Linked DNA regions of Homo sapiens: region 1 is linked to region 2. Evidence: chromatin loops called from intact Hi-C (ENCODE). Cell type or tissue: endothelial cell of umbilical vein. All regions are shown on one strand.

The links. A loop is a pair of places that touch in the nucleus more often than their neighbours do. Peaks named below come from ENCODE experiments on the same cell type or tissue, not always from the same donor. Only the 100,000 strongest peaks of a DNase experiment are listed, where the experiment ranks them.
Region 1: it touches region 2 in a loop (3-fold over the local background); 2 of 110 quality-filtered maps call a loop at or near these places.

Annotation. Positions count from the first base shown.
Region 1 is chr5:41,785,192-41,793,191 of GRCh38, forward strand. All of the region lies in intron 13 of OXCT1 (3-oxoacid CoA-transferase 1), which reads right to left. Among named protein-coding and RNA genes, the nearest start is that of OXCT1-AS1, 81 kb to the right of the region's middle. In endothelial cell of umbilical vein, no CTCF peak of the experiment used is centred here; DNase peaks (open chromatin) are centred at 4,080 and 4,450; H3K27ac peaks cover 2,912 bases.
Region 2 is chr5:41,920,789-41,928,788 of GRCh38, forward strand. It overlaps RIMOC1 (RAB7A interacting MON1-CCZ1 complex subunit 1), which reads left to right. Exons shown (of 6, transcript NM_175921.6): 6 at 1-848. It overlaps FBXO4 (F-box protein 4), which reads left to right and starts at 4,493. Exons shown (of 7, transcript NM_012176.3): 1 at 4,493-4,710; 2 at 6,225-6,460. The coding sequence starts at 4,522. It also overlaps the pseudogene LOC100419715. RefSeq lists a silencer at 4,751-4,930. In endothelial cell of umbilical vein, a CTCF peak has its summit at 4,447 (motif pointing left); DNase peaks (open chromatin) are centred at 1,293, 4,433 and 5,093; H3K4me3 peaks cover 1,240 bases; H3K27ac peaks cover 3,731 bases.

The sequences.
Region 1 (8,000 bases), 140 kb before region 2:
GAAGGCATTAAATGCATTTTCCAAACAGCACAGGAAGTAAAGGTCCATCCCAATGGGTCAGTATTTTTATTCCCTGTTAGGACAAACAGGGTTTGGCTGGGTTCTTCCACAGTCCTCTGTGGAAAACAGAACAGGCTAGGGGGAACTGCCTAGAGGTATTAGAACCATAGTTGGAAAACACCCTTATATGCACCAAGGCTTAGCTGAATATGAGCTTGAATTGGCAAATATGCTGGAAAAATATTGAAGAGTTTTTTTCCTCATTTTTAAAGATTACTTAAAAGACAGTTGACTGTTTAGAGCAAAAATAATAGCAAAGTATTATAAGATTTATATCACGTGCAGAATTAAATATGATAAATAGGGAGGATTAATGGCAACAAAAAAAGGCAGGCTCATGAGCAAAAGTGGTTGGTAACCAGATGTTAGATGAGATCTTGCTGTCTCACTTTTAACTGATAGAAGAGCTAGGGGATACCAGCATGTAGGATAGATGCTCAGAAGTAGAATTTACAAAGGAAATAGTCAAAAGCACATCCCAAGGCTCTTGGGACCCTCAGCAGGCTGAAGGAATACAGTATAGGAATAGCAAAGGTTTTGTATGAAGGATTTATTTCATGAAAAGTATTCTAACTACCCCTACATTTCTCAGCAACCAAGGAAGGGGTAAGGGTATGCCTGCTGCTCACTCCATTGACAAATCAGAGCCTGAAAGATGGGGAGTGCAGATAGGGAGTGCTGCCTGACTCTTACCTGAGAAAATTAAAGGGGCTGTTTTGCGGAAGTAACTACACTATCACTGGAGGCAGTAGAAGAAATGTGAGTGCTTCCCAGATGGGGGCCATGTGAGAGAGGAACAACCTCAACAGGTTAATGCTTTGTCAACAGGATAGCCCAGGAAGAGGGACTCCACCGGTAAGAGTCTATATGTTAAGTGGACCGCAGGAAAGTCAGAAGCTGCTGGGGAAGCATCCAGCCATCACCCATAGGAGCAGCCGCTGCAGGAGGAACCAAGAAGGGGGTCTCTAAAGACAACTGCTCACCCCACTCCACACACACAGAGAGAGGAAGGGATCAGCTTTAAATATTTTTATGGACCAGAGATCATGGAGCCAGCAAACAGGATTACCAGTCTCCTGCTATGTAAAATCTTTCCTGCCCTATTTCCTTGCCTTCCCTTTCTCTTGAATTTTGATCCTGGTGGGTGCCAAACAGTGAGCTGGAAGAGGAGGGGAGTAGAGAAAAAGCAAAAGCATACTATATAACCTTCTTCAAATGCAGGCAGACTGTAGCTGGGAGATCAAAAATGAGGAGATGCATTGCTTTTGAATGATTATTAAAGCATTTTTCACTGTTTTGGAATGGACCCTCTAATGTCTGAATGAAGACTGAGTTTATGAATTAAAGTCACTTAAGAGCTGTTTATTTTCCTAGAGTGAGCTGAAATGTCATGCAGCCTGAGTATTCATTAACAGCAGAGGAAAAGCTTCCCTAACAGAATAGGTTAAAGAGTACCACAGGAGATAAAAATAGCTGTATTTTATTCTATCCCACATTTAGAGCTTGTTCAAAATATTGTAAACAGAAGAAATGCACACACATTCACATACATGCTTGTTACAGTGGATCTCCTAAGATACATTCACTAACACAGAATACTCATTATCAATGTTGTTTTTTAATATAACTAAAGAGAGCAACACTGGAATTTGAAGAGAGATAATTGCTAGAAGCCAAAAGGAAGGTCTCCAAAACAAGAGAGAAAATGATTAAATGCCCTCCTGAAGAGTAAGGTACGGCTGCCCCTTAAACAATCCCAGAGAGCAGCTTTATAAAGAAATGCCAAATAACGCAAGAAAATAATATAGCTTTTAAAAAGCTGATACCAGTGTTGGTAATAGAGTAGAAACAGTGTGAGAGTAAACTGGGATAATTTTTCTGGCCAGTAACTCTGTGATATATCAAAATCCCTAAAATACTGACAAAGATATTCTATTTCTAGGGATTTGTACTAAGAAAACCATCAGTAAATACACAATGACATAAATTCAAACATGTTATTAATGATATTAAACAGTTAGAAAAATCAAACTGACATGAAAAAGTGGCTTTCGGACATTAGACCACACACAGTACGGGACTACCATTTCTGAAAGAAGGGAAGCCAACAAGATAGGTCTACAATTTCCCCCAGCTTACTGCCTGGAGAGAATTTGCAAGCTGCAGTACAGGAAGTCAAACTCAGCAATTTTGTTGGCTTCAGAGAGCCTGAGGCAACTACAATTTGAGATCTGAAAATACCAGAAAGGAGGTCATTATACAGAGTGAGAGCTCAGATTTGCAGAGGAAGAAGGTCTCAAGTCTTTAGCAGAGTATGAATATGTGCATATATGAGAAGAAATTAGTCAAAGCCTGAAAAAGAACCATTAAGCAAGCATTAGGCAAAAAAAAAAAAAAAAAAAAAAAAGCCCAAAACTAACACAGGTCTAGGAACAATTCACAATCCTACCAAACAGTGAGGAAAGATTTTGTAATATATGGAGCATCAGGCAGAGTCCTCCGAAGAAAACTTTCTCAGTAGTGGGGCTATAAATTAAACTGCAACTAAAGGCTACTCTCAACTAATCTTAACACAGCTTAAAAGCAAATATTGAAAAAGATCAACCTGAGAGACATCTATAGAATTTGTGCTACAACAAACATCAAAGGATGTCCTTCAAGCAGAAGGAAAAAAACATCAAATGGCAATCTAGATCTCTGCACAGAAAAAGTGCAACAAACAGAAAATATGTTGGAAAAATATAAAAGATTTTTCCTCATTTTCAAAGATTACTTAAAAAGATAGTCGAGTGTTTAGAGCAAAAATAATAGCGAAGTATAAGGTTTATGTCACATGCAGAATTAACTATCACTAAAGAACACACAATAAGGCAGAAAACAGAAGTTTACTATTGTATAATTCTTACATTATATATAAAGTGATATATTACTTGAAGTAGATTGTGATTAAAATATGTATATGGTAGACCCTAGAGAAGCCACTAAAAAGTAATCCAACAGTGAAGATAAAATACTCAAAAAATACGTAATTGATCCCAAAGAAATCAAAGGGCAAAAAGGACAGATGAAGTAAACAGAAAAAAAAATATCCTGATAGATTTAAACCCAACCATATTGATGACTACATTAATTGTAAATGGTCTAAACCTCCAATTATGATTTAGAGATTATAAGATAACAATCTAACTATATGATTACAAAAACCTACTTAAAAATAAAGGTGTTCATAGGTTACAGGCAGAAGAATGGAGAAACATACTTTGAAGAGTGACTATATCAGCATCAGACAGTAGACTTCAATAAAAGGAATATTATTGAAGAGACAAAATGACAGATCAATTCATTAAGAGAATGTAAGCTTAAATGTGTATAAATGCAAGTAGTAACAGCTCTAAAACAGATAAAGGAAAAAGTGGTATAACTGAAAGGAAAAACAGACAAATCCACAATTATAGCTGAAGATCTCAAGACTGCTCTCTCAGTAATTGACAAGACACAGAACACTTGAACAATACTAACTGCCCATTTGATCCAATTGGCACTTACAGAACACTGTACCCAACAAGAGCAGAATATATATTCAAGTGCAAATGGAACAGTCACTAAAATAGCCTACATTCTGGGCCATAAGCAAGTCTCAAATTTAAAAGGACTGAAACTATAAAGTGTGTTTTCTGACCTCAAAAGAATTAAACTGAAAAATTTTTAAAAAGTTATGTGGAAAATTACCAAATATTTGGAAACTGACACACCTTTAAATAAACAATGGGTCATACAAAAAATAACAAGGAAGATTAGAAAGTATTTTGAAGAGACTGAAACAACATAAAAATTTGTAGGATGTTACTTGCTTATATTAGAGAAAAAAGGTTTCAAATCAGTGATCTAAGGCAGAAGTTGGCAAATCTTTTCTGTAAAGGGCCAAACGGTAAATATTTTAGGCTTTGCAAGCCACACAGTTTCTATCCTAACTATTTAAAGCAGCCATAAACAATACGTAAATGAGTGGATATGGCTATGCTCCAAGAAAAATTTACAAAAATAGGCAGTGGGCCAGATTTGGTACATGCAACACAGTTTGCTGACCCCTGTTAGAATATCAGCTCCATAAATGCAGAGAATTTTGTCTGTTTTGTTAACTACTGCATCCCCAAAAACGTTGTCGTTTATATTTAACAGTGCCTGACCCTTAATATATGCCAGATCAATACATGTTGAATGAATTAGCGAATTTAATCCTCAGAACAAGCATGAGTTAAAAATTGTCATTTTACCAATGAATATACTACAACAGTGATATACTACATGATCAATAAGTAAAGAACCAGTATTTAAGCTCAAGTCTGTCTAATTCCAAAGTTTTATGAGCTTTCCACTACATTACACTAATAAGACAAAGGCATTACTAATTGTAAAAGTTTCATATGACCTCATATGGATTTTCCACCTGTTTTTCTTTTCCTGAGCCTCAGGACCAAATGGACAATACACTAAAGTTAAAACAATGTCTAGAGATTTATGCTTATTTCCTCACCTATGTCATAATATATTTAAATATCTATATTTTGGACTAACATTTGGATTACAATTGATGCAACTAAACAGACTGAATCTTCAACACAAACCCCCTTGTAGTTTTATAACCAGGAATACTAGTGACTTAACTTATTTAAAACAGGTAGCATGTCTAGAGAACCCAATCAATTTTATGTGCTCAGACATGTAGCACACAGGAGTATGACATTAATTAGTATTTATTCTTTTCAAATGCACAAAGATGTGAAAAATGTGAGGGAGAAAAGGAAAAAAATAAAAAAACACCAAAAGTGTCCCATTCTTTCTTGCCATAAGAATGCCTCATTCAATCCTCTCCACATAGAGGAGGGCTCTTGGCTCTTGTGCCACTCACGTACTGCAGCCCTGTCCAGTGGGCTGCTATTTTGTGCTTTCAATAACCAGCTCTCATAGCTGACCATACACATCTGCTTCCCTTCATAAGTCAATAATCAATGCCAGCTGTTCTCCAAAAATAGGCATTCAGAAAGCACTAGAGCAGCTCTGAATATAGATTCAGCGGACTGCACATCTTTCCATCATTTATTCGCTTGCCTGGGGTTTTACCATCATCACAATCAGCAGCGAGCTTGAAGGAGCCAACTACTGTTTTGTCAAGTTTTCCTCCTTTGGATGCTCAGGGTAGAATTGTTAAAAATCTGTGTACATGAGACCAACACTGCATACTAAGAAGCTATTAAACGGTAAGACAAATAGCATCCACACCGTTTGCTTGCCCTGAAGGCTTAATGTTTATTGTAATCTGATGCTATAATGATTGATGATAATGTCATGATGCTGAGAACTCATGGCTTACACAGCCATTGAAAGATTATTAAACTCAGGAAAAAGATAAAAGTAAATGAAAAATAATATAATAAAGCTGAATTTTTCAGCTTCTTGACTGCCAGATCTTGCAATAAAAACATATTTAAATTACATAAGTCAACAAATCTTTGGGACAAATAAAAATAGATTGCTTACTGAAATTACATAAGGAAGGTAAGCTGTATCTTTATCCATAACCAATAAAAGAAAAAAAATGTGTCCTCAAAGGGCTTAATTTTGGTGCTTGAATAGGGACTTAGGATAAGCAGGTTGTACTGGCTCCTGTAAAATCATCTCGCTTTTACCAGTGTATTTTAAGGTAAATATTTCCTCTTTAATTTTAAGTAATAGAGCATTACTTAATAGCCACTATTTAGAGAGTGCTTGCAGTGTTCACTTTTCATTTTCTTCTCACTTAATCCTAGCCAAAACATGTGCTTCAGATCACATAATTTGTAAGGGGTAGGGCTGAAATTAAAACCAAACTAAACCTCATGGACTTGATTCTGAAGCTGCCCTGAGTCTCAAACAATGAAAATATACATGGTGCATCACATACAAAGAAGTTAGGAAATGATTATCAGTTATGAAAGCAACAAAAAAAATGCTAATCAGAAGTAACACTACCAACTTCCATTACCAAAACAGTGGAACCAAACCCAGGAACACTTCTTATGCTTAATTTTTCTCAACTAGACTTCCATGATGTTCCTACAGAACTCCAGAGTTGTTCATCCCACTAGGTCCATTCCTTTGGGAACTCGTGGGCTCCAAGTTATATTGAGAAAAGTATAAAGTAATAAACATTTGTATTTTAATCATTCACAGGAATCTTAACAGGATATGTAAAAATATGGTACGCATTGGAAAAGCTTTCCTACAAATAACTACATAGTGTACACTACCACTATGAGAGCTTCCAGCCTTACTACATGCTAAATCATAATATAAACAAATCTTATACTGATATGAAGATGCCCATGTTCCCCGAAGGGAAGAAGATATTTAACACATTTCTGCTTCATACCCAGGACCACTGAGCAAATTGATTTCAAAAATCATTAGTCTAGAGAAATAGATGTATTTAAAACCCTATTGCTTTTGTTCATAGGACCCAATGCTTTTCTCTTCTTTGCCAGGTATCCGCAACTTCTTTTTTATTTTATTTATTTATTTTTTTTTTTATGAGACGGAGTCTCGCTCTTTCGCCCACAGGCTGGAGTGCAGTGGCGCGATCTCTGCTCACTGCAAGCTCCGCCTCCCGGGTGCACGCCATTCTCCTGCCTCAGCCTCTCGAGTAGCTGGGACTCAAGCGCATGCCACCACGCCCGGCTAATTTTTTGTATTTTTTAGCAGAGACGAGGTTTCACCATGTTAGCCAGGATGGTCTCAATCTCCTGACCTCGTGATCCACCCGCCTCGGCCTCCCAAAGTGCTGGGATTACAGGCGTGAGCCACTGCGTCCGGCCCGCAACTTCTTATAAGAACAATAACCTATTTACCAGGTACTAAGTGTCAAGCTCTGTGCTATGTACTTTGTATGCATTGTCACATGTATTCCTTCATATAGTCCTATAAAGTAGGTACTGTTATATGATTCCCATTTTTACAGATGAGGAAAAATAGGAAATTAGCTCAAGTTACACTGCCAGCAAGCGTCAGAAATAAGACTTTAATCCACAACTATCTCACTACAGGGCCTTGCTCTTACCTACTAAGCTAAGAGAACCAAATGAGACCCCTAAAATTATCTGTTCTCAAACCCTCACTTTATAGATGAGGGCATTTTAACCCAAAGAGCATAAGTGAAATGTTCAACATCACACCTTGATTACTGGTAGAGTCAGTGCTAAAACCCAGGGCTTGCTTTCCTATAGTCACTCTACTACCCCGTATGGCCCTTTTCTAAAATTTGAAAACAGAAATACATTGTAATATCCTACACAAGTATTTCCACAAACTTTCTATCTGACTCACTGTACGATGCTCAGGAGACCCTCCCTGATTTTTTTGAAGCAATCAAAAGCTGCTAACCCTTGTAACTATGGCTGATTCTGAAAGATCAGTATTTTTACAACTAAACTAACAATATAATCCACAATTTGCTAAGGGTTCTTATTATGATGGCTCAATGATGTTTTTCTCTTACATTTTAAAATGAAGTGAGTTGTAATCAATCTTTAATATGCTGGTTCTCAAACCTGGTCACATATCAGAACCACCTGAGTTGCTTTGAATGACCCAGTGTCCAGGCTACATCCCAGATTAATTAAATTAGAGACTACCTGGGCTGGAACCCAGGCATCAAAATTTCTTAAAACTCTGAGGTATTCTAATACACCACCAAGTTTGAAAACTAGGGCTTGAATAATTATTAAAACTTAAACATAACATTTCAGGTGGCATTAGATCAAATGAGCTAGACTAACATGATCTCTAGATCAAATGAGCTAGACTAACATGATCTCTAACATTGTTATCAACTACATTAATCCACCTTCCTCAAAAAATTATTAGAAAACAAATTTAAGAGATTTCAAGAAAACTGTCCTATCATA
Region 2 (8,000 bases):
ACTTAAGACTTTATCATTTCAGCTACACATAAAAGGTTTCTCTCCCCTATGGATTTTGCTAATGGTTGAGTGATACCTAAAGGCCTTGTTGCATTTTTTACACTTGGGGTTTCTCTTCGGTTTGAATTCTCTCATGGTTACCAAAACTCTGTTAAAGGACTTTTCACAGTCGTTAAATGTGTATGGCTCTTTCCCAATATGAATTTTTTTGATGTTAACTAGGCTTTTAGACTTAGTTAAAGACCTGTGTGCTCTGCTGCATTTATAGGGTTTTGGGCTGCTGAGAATAATTGATGCTGATTAAGGTGCAAATCATGACTAAAGACTTTTCTTTCTTCTTTTGCATATAGTAGAGTGAGGTGAGGGTCGTGGCTAAAACCCCACAATAACTTTACATTCCTAGCTTTACAGTCTTGCTGTGAATTCTCTGGTGTTCATTAAAGTGTGAGCTGTGTTAAAAGGCATTCTTAGATTCATTTTAACCACATTTTTAAAAACTCACAGTTGGTTAACATGATGGTTTCAGATTGCTTGCCTCTTTTCTCTTTCTACCTTACAGGGCTCCTTTTCTAGCTTAAATAAGGGTACTCCATCTGCCACAGAATCCAGGATTCTATAGTTTTTTAGTTTCACTTCCCTATGTTCTTTTTTTTTTTTTAATTTTTAACAATGAGATGATACCATGTTACAGCGGTATTACATTAAGATACATTTAATATAGCCACAATTAAAGTATGTATTATGTATTTATGCTGGTGTTCTTTCATGTTATTTCTTCTAGTGAAAATTTCCAAGTAAACTGTTATTGAGCATATACATTTTTAAAAAAATAAAACCATACACCCCTACTTGTTGCTTGTTTTATATTTGGCTGTTGCATCAGAATTAAAACTTTTATCATCTCAGTTTACTATTTTAACTTCTGAATGTTATTTCTTCTGGTCCTAATAACTTTTAAAGATGGGGTAATATAGTGGTTAGGATTCTGAGCTCTGGAGCCAGAAGGCCTGAGTTTAATCATAGCCCTGCCATTTATAATACTAACTGTGTGACTCTCTTTAAGTTATTTAATCTTCCTGTGCTGCCTTATCTTATTTTTAAGGCAGTAATAGTACCTACCTCAAGGATATTGAAGATAAATAAGTTAATATTCAGAGTGCTTTAGTTCAGTGTGTAGTATATAAGAGCACAAGAGAATTAGCTATTTCTAGACTGTTTCCCTTAATGTCTAGTTCTGTATATAGGCATACCTCATTTAGCATGCTGACTCATTAGCCAGACAATTGAATGACAAACTTGTTGGCCAGGAAAGCACTGCCTTTTCCTTAGTTCAAGTCATGCCGGTCTTTCTAGGTGGGAAGCAGACTTCAGAGAAGAAATCAGGACTTGGATAGGCATCTCAAATGTTTTTTGTGGATATGACTGGAAGAAAACATCCAATTAATTTTCAAAACATTTTCAGCCCTCCCTCAAAATATATATAAAACCCACTGTATTGAGATGTACTAGTCATCTAAATATGTTATACATATCCTATTTAAAACTGGATTTTTTAATCAGCCTGATTGCCTTGGCTTCTGATACCTTTTGGTCTAATTCTTAACTCACAAGTCAGAAGCATTCAATGAAATACTGGTTATTTAAATTTAAATACTATACTTAAAAATAGGTTATTCTAAATCCTTGTATAGCCACATGATTGAGTAGTATGTACCTGTAAAAATCCATGAGGTATATTTCTGTTTAACGCTACAGAGTGGTCTTATTAAGTAAAAACAAAATGGAGAAGGTATATATATATATGTGTGTGTGTGTGTGTGTGTATGTATCATATTTAAGAAAGGGAATATAAAAGTGCGTGTGTGTGTGTAGTTAAAAAAAAGAAACAATGGACCCATAACCAAAACTTTAAAAAATGGTTACTTATGGTGGAGGCAGGAGGAGAGGAACCAGATGGAAAGGACCAGGATGGAAGCTAGATTTCTCAGAATATATCTTGAATTTTCAACATTTGACTTTGGTACATATGTTATTCTAAAACGAGATTTAAGCAAAGTTAAGAAAAGCCCTACAAGTCCAAAGCAAAATGAAACAGACGACCTGCATTGCATATCAAGTTGATGGCTTGAATACACAGGTATGTTTCAGTTATCTTTAAAGCATAGTAATTTGTATGTCCATTCTTAATGGGATATATCCAAGGGCAAAAAGAAATGTGAAGAAATCTTAAACTCTTCAGTAATTAAATTGTTAATCATAACTATGTTAATATAATTAGAAATGAGGATTTTTAGTGTATGAGAAAAGATACATACAAAATCAAAGAGTAAAAACAATCTGTAATCCTAAATTTGAATGGGAAATAACACGAAGTTATGTTTTCTCTATATAAAAGACACTAGAAAGGCCTGGAAACCATGTTCAAATACCATTCCCGTCAAAATGAGCCAGAGTTTTCTGGAAATATAGCTAATTCTGGCTTGAGCAGGACAATCAAATGACTGACGGAAAATTTTTCTTTAATTCAGCTAATAAAAGGAATTATAGAACTAGAATACTAACATTTTATAACTTGTAAGCAAATAATATTCATTGATAAATGCTCTATCTTTGAGGTGAAAAACTTACAGGAAATTTGAATGGATCAGCCCAGTGAAACCACTGATCACTCCGAACATTAGAAAATGAGAATGACTTGTAGCTTTCAGTCTCAGTATATAATACCATTTACGAATGTGTTAAAGACACTATTGAGATGCCATTAATAGTGTGCAGGCCGTGTTCAGTGGGTCACACTTGTAATCCTAGCACTTTGGAAGGCCACAGCAGGAGGATCACTTGAGCCTGGGAGGTCGAGACCAGCCTGGAAAACATGGTGAAACTCCATCTCTACTAACAAAAAAAAAAAAAAAAGAAGAAGAAGAATATAGAAAAAAGAAAGTCCAGAGTGGTCCAGAAAGACCAACCTGCTTTCTTTAACAAATATCAAGGGAAAATAAAGGAGGGGGAGCTATACAATGAAACTTAAGCTTTAAGAGTATCCGTAATGTGTGACCCTTGTTGGGCTATGATTCAAACAAATCAAATGTGAAAAATTATTTTCAAAGCAGATGGGGAAGTTAAACACTGACTCGGTATTTGGTGATTTTAATGAATTAAAATTGCTTAGGTACAGTGGTCTGTTTCTTAAAATCTGTTTTTTTTAGGGACGGATACTGAGATATTTACAGATGATAGGTCTGGGATTTGTTTCAAAAGGATCCAGAATTGGGGGTGTAGTATTAGGTGAGTATAGCAACAGCACAAGATTAACCAGGTGTTGGTAATGGAATCTTGGATACTGGGCACACAGGAGCATATTATTCACTCTCCTTTTATAAATGTTCAAAATTTTCCGTAATAAAGTTTTTCTCATTCATTTAACAGATATCATTTTAATACTTTATACTTGAACTGATTTTTTTTCTTGCTCTAGTTCGTTTTTTGCTCTCAAAGTAAATCGTGTCCTAGAAAGTGATGAGAAATGCCATATGGTTAATCCGTGGTCCTTGTCCAGATTGCCTCCCAAAAACGAGGCTGCAATTTTATTGGTTATTGGCCCCTACCAACAACATGCAAATAATAAAATGTAATGAAACTTAAACTTGTATGTTACAGAGCCTTGCAGAACCTTAGTTATCAGGCTTTCTTGGATTCTGTTGACATTTAGATCCTCAGAGATTTACTTTTTGAATGTATACATACCCAGTTCTATGTAACAGATTAACTTGTAATACGTTCTCTTAAAGCACTTTTAAAGTAAGCCCAAAGTAAGTAGAATGGGCATCTGGTTTGAGAATTAAAAAACTCACTAGTGGGATTTCAACACCACCACATCTGGGTTCTTCTAGCCGTTTTTTGCCGCCCTTGCAAATTTTAAATGTGCTTATATTTTTGCATAGTGGGTCCAGACTTCTCATTTTGGCAAAAGGTTCTTTGTAATTGGCCCGCTGACTGCCTCTCTAGTCTGTTTTTGCTGATACTCAAGAAAATAAATGGTAACTTGGTGATTGAGGAAATAACACACACAAAAAACACCCCATACGTAGTATGGTAGTGCTGAAAAGGAAGCAAGTGGTTATTAAGCCCAAGACAGTGGCAGAGGTCTATCGAACAAGCGGAGTCGCCTAGGACCAGGCATAGTGGAAATGATCCCGGAGAGAACATCTTGAATGAAGCCAGGAAGTCAGCGGGCCAGAGGTTGTACAGGGGCTCTGCGGTTGGCGTGGCTGAGGTTGAGGCCACAAGTTACTGGGGAAGTTAATTGTTGACAGGAGCTTCGTACTCGGCTCACAGCCACGCACAGTGGGCTTCCTCCCAGTACCCGCCCTTGCCCCTGGGCCTAACCCTGCCCTGGAGGCGGACTCGCGGGAGAAGCGGGAGGCGGAACGCCCGAGGGCGCCCTCGGCTGGCGCGGAGCTGCGCAGGAGGCTGACGCGCTAGCGTGGCTCTAAGACGCGTCACCCACGCTGCGGGCAAGCCATGGCGGGAAGCGAGCCGCGCAGCGGAACAAACTCGCCGCCGCCGCCCTTCAGCGACTGGGGCCGCCTGGAGGCGGCCATCCTCAGCGGCTGGAAGACCTTCTGGCAGTCAGTGAGCAAGGAGAGGGTGGCGCGTACGACCTCACGGGAGGAGGTGGATGAGGCGGCCAGCACCCTGACGCGGCTGCCGGTGAGCGTCGGCCGCAGGCCGCGGAGGACAGTGGGGCCGGCCCGGGCCGGAGGGACCTCCCCTGGAGCCCCCCGGGGCCTGGGGAACTCTCGCGCCCCGGCCTGGGTCTGGCTCCGTCCATGCAGCCATTCCTGGCAGTGTAGTCACCGAGAAGCTACAGTTGATCAGAAGCGTCTTGGCGTGGACCCTGGTGCTCCGCAGGGGGCCCGAACATCTCAGGGAAGCACCTTCATGGGGCCCCTGGGGACCCTCCCGATCGCCCTCAGGTTTTCCACCCGCCAAAACAGGCACATGTGACTAGGACACCCTGAATGTCCGGTTACGGAAATGAGACAGTTCCCAACTTGCTGATTAGCTTGGGAAAGCATTCCAGCGTCCCTGTTCCCAGCGTCTTTGATTCCGGATCACTGTACCAAAACACTTGGAGGGCCAAGGTTTTTACCCTCTCAAGAGGACATTGTGCCTGTGGCTGTTATTGTGTATTTGAAGAAACAAAACGGCCCCTCAGTTGAAAATAAATGACTTAAGTTACAAGTGCCTCAAGTTACATCAAGGCCACGAGAATGACACACATAACTTATTGTTAAACTTTGGGGTAGATAGGTAAATGAAGAGAACAAAAATTATTGAAAATTATTACAATTCTTTGTCTCATTTGGACTATTGACACCTCTCTCCAATGTGTATATCAACGTGAAAGCTGCAGGTTTAGAATGCCTCCAAGTTTCTCCTTGCAGAGGTTTTTCATAACATTTTAATAGATTCTGTAGAGGAACTAAGATGACAAATTTACGGCCGGGCGCGGTGGCTCACGCCTGTAATCCCAGCACTTTGGGAGACCCAGGTGGGCGGATCACGAGGTCAGGAGATCAAGACCATCCTGGCTAACACGGTGAAACCCCGTCTCTACTAAAAATATAAAAAATTAGCCGGGCTTGGTGGCAGGCGCCTGTAGTCCCAGCTACTTGGGAGGCTGAGGCAGGAGCATGGCGTGAACCTGGGAGACGGAGCTTGCAGTGAGCCGAGATCTTGCCACTGCACTCCAGCCTGGGCGACAGAGCGAGACTGTGTCTCAAAAAAGAAAAAGACAAATGTACACTCTTTGATTTGGTCTGATGATAAAATCAGATAAAGGTTGATATGGGTTTTATTTTGAAGGACAAATTATTTCCTTAACTAATTTATGTAACTAACTGGTATATCCAAATATCTCTGAGGAAAAATTAAAGGAACTGGTGATTTTGCTGGAAAAATAGCAAGACAGTGGTTGCTTTTTCAGGAATGTTTCAGGTGTTTCAGAAATTAAATGTTTAACAACTACGAAACTAAAATGTTCAGTTATGATCCTTTGCTGATAGCAGGAAAATAATAGATTTAATTATTAATGGTAGATTTAGTTATTAAAAATACTAGTCAGTTGACCTTTTGTTATTTATTTGTTGATTATGTGGTTTATCACCCAAAAACTATTTTCTTCATTCCTTTTTCCTACCTGCTGCTTTCTTCTGTTTCAGATTGATGTACAGCTATATATTTTGTCCTTTCTTTCACCTCATGATCTGTGTCAGTTGGGAAGTACAAATCATTATTGGAATGAAACTGTAAGAGATCCAATTCTGTGGAGATACTTTTTGTTGAGGGATCTTCCTTCTTGGTCTTCTGTTGACTGGAAGTCTCTTCCAGATCTAGAAATCTTAAAAAAGCCTATATCTGAGGTCACTGATGGTGCATTTTTTGACTACATGGCAGTGTAAGTATCTAGTTTTATGAATTAAAAAGAAGCTATTAAATTTTCCTGTATTACTAGTCAATATCCAAGTTAATCCTGACCCTGCTACTGATTTGTTGCGTGGATTTGGGGTCTAATTGTTCTCGTCAAAACTGGGAGTTAAATGACTTCCTTCATAGGACCCTTTCAGCTTTAATATTTTATTATTTCCCTGTGGTGCCTAACCAGTATTTGAATAATTATAAGTAGTATAGATGGCAAGAAGTAAAAGACTTCTTAAAAGTCTCATGATCTTTAGAACAATTGTCATTTTGTTAAATAAGTAAATACTTTTCCGTATTCAGAAAAAGGATGATCAGAGACCCCTGTTGTTTGGCAGGGAAGAAGAAAACCATTCTAAAGGCTCTGAGAAATAAGATTATATTAGCACCGAAAAGCACTGACATTTTTTAATATTGCGTAGGTGAGATAATTAATGTTACTGAGCAACTGCAGTGTACTGGATTCTACGAGGGATGCTTTATGTATGTTTTACTCATTTAATCCTCATGCAACAAGAAGGTGTTATCTTTGTATCCCAGATGTGGAATTAAGGTTCATGGAGGTTATGTGATTTGCCTAAAGTCATATAGCTTGTAAGGGACTATTCAGACTGGAACCCCATTATGCTACCTCAAAGATATATAATGACATTATATATCTGGATATAGCTTGTTTTTCTGAGAAACTCAAATTTAACGCATTATTTTAAAAATTTCAAAATATTTATTCTTTAAAAATTGTTGTGCTTGACTCAGTAGCAAAATACAGAATTTTTTTTTCAAATTTTGAGTTATTCAGAGCCTTTCCTTATTCTAATACAGATGCCATTATGTCAAGTGTTGTGAGACTATTTGATTCAAAGGTGTGTTGTCTGTTATAGATAATCTCAGCAAGTGCTGCTGTATCTCACTTGCTAGGCAATACCTGTACAATAGCTAACCATTGCATCAAGTGTATATGAGGCTGTGGAATTAGATTTTGCCCAGGGAATAGTAATAATAGTAACTACCATTTATGGTCATATAAAGTACTTATCATTTTTACAACCCTGAGTTATTTCTTTCTTTTCTTTTTTTTTTTTTTGAGACGGAGTCTTGCTCTGTCGCCCAGGCTGGAGTGCAGTGGAGCGATCTCGGCTCACTGCAAGCTCCGCCTCCTGGGTTCACGCCATTCTCCTGCCTTATCCTCCCGAGTAGCTGGGACTAGAGGCACCCGCCACCACGCCTGGCTAATTTTTTGTATTTTTAGTAGAGACGGGGTTTCACCGTGTTACCCAGGATGGTCTTGATCTCCTGACCTCGTGATCCACCCACCTTGGCCTCCCAAAGTGCTGGGATTACAGGCGTGAGCCACTGCGCCCGGCCAACCCTGAGTTATTTCTGTTGCTCAAATAATACAGATGAAGAAACTGAAATTCAGACTGTAAGTGGCTCATATAACTAAAAGTAGTGAGGCTTGGTCAGGTCTATCCAGCTTCAAAGTTGTTTTGTGTTTGTTTTTTCCCCTTCATGAGTTACAA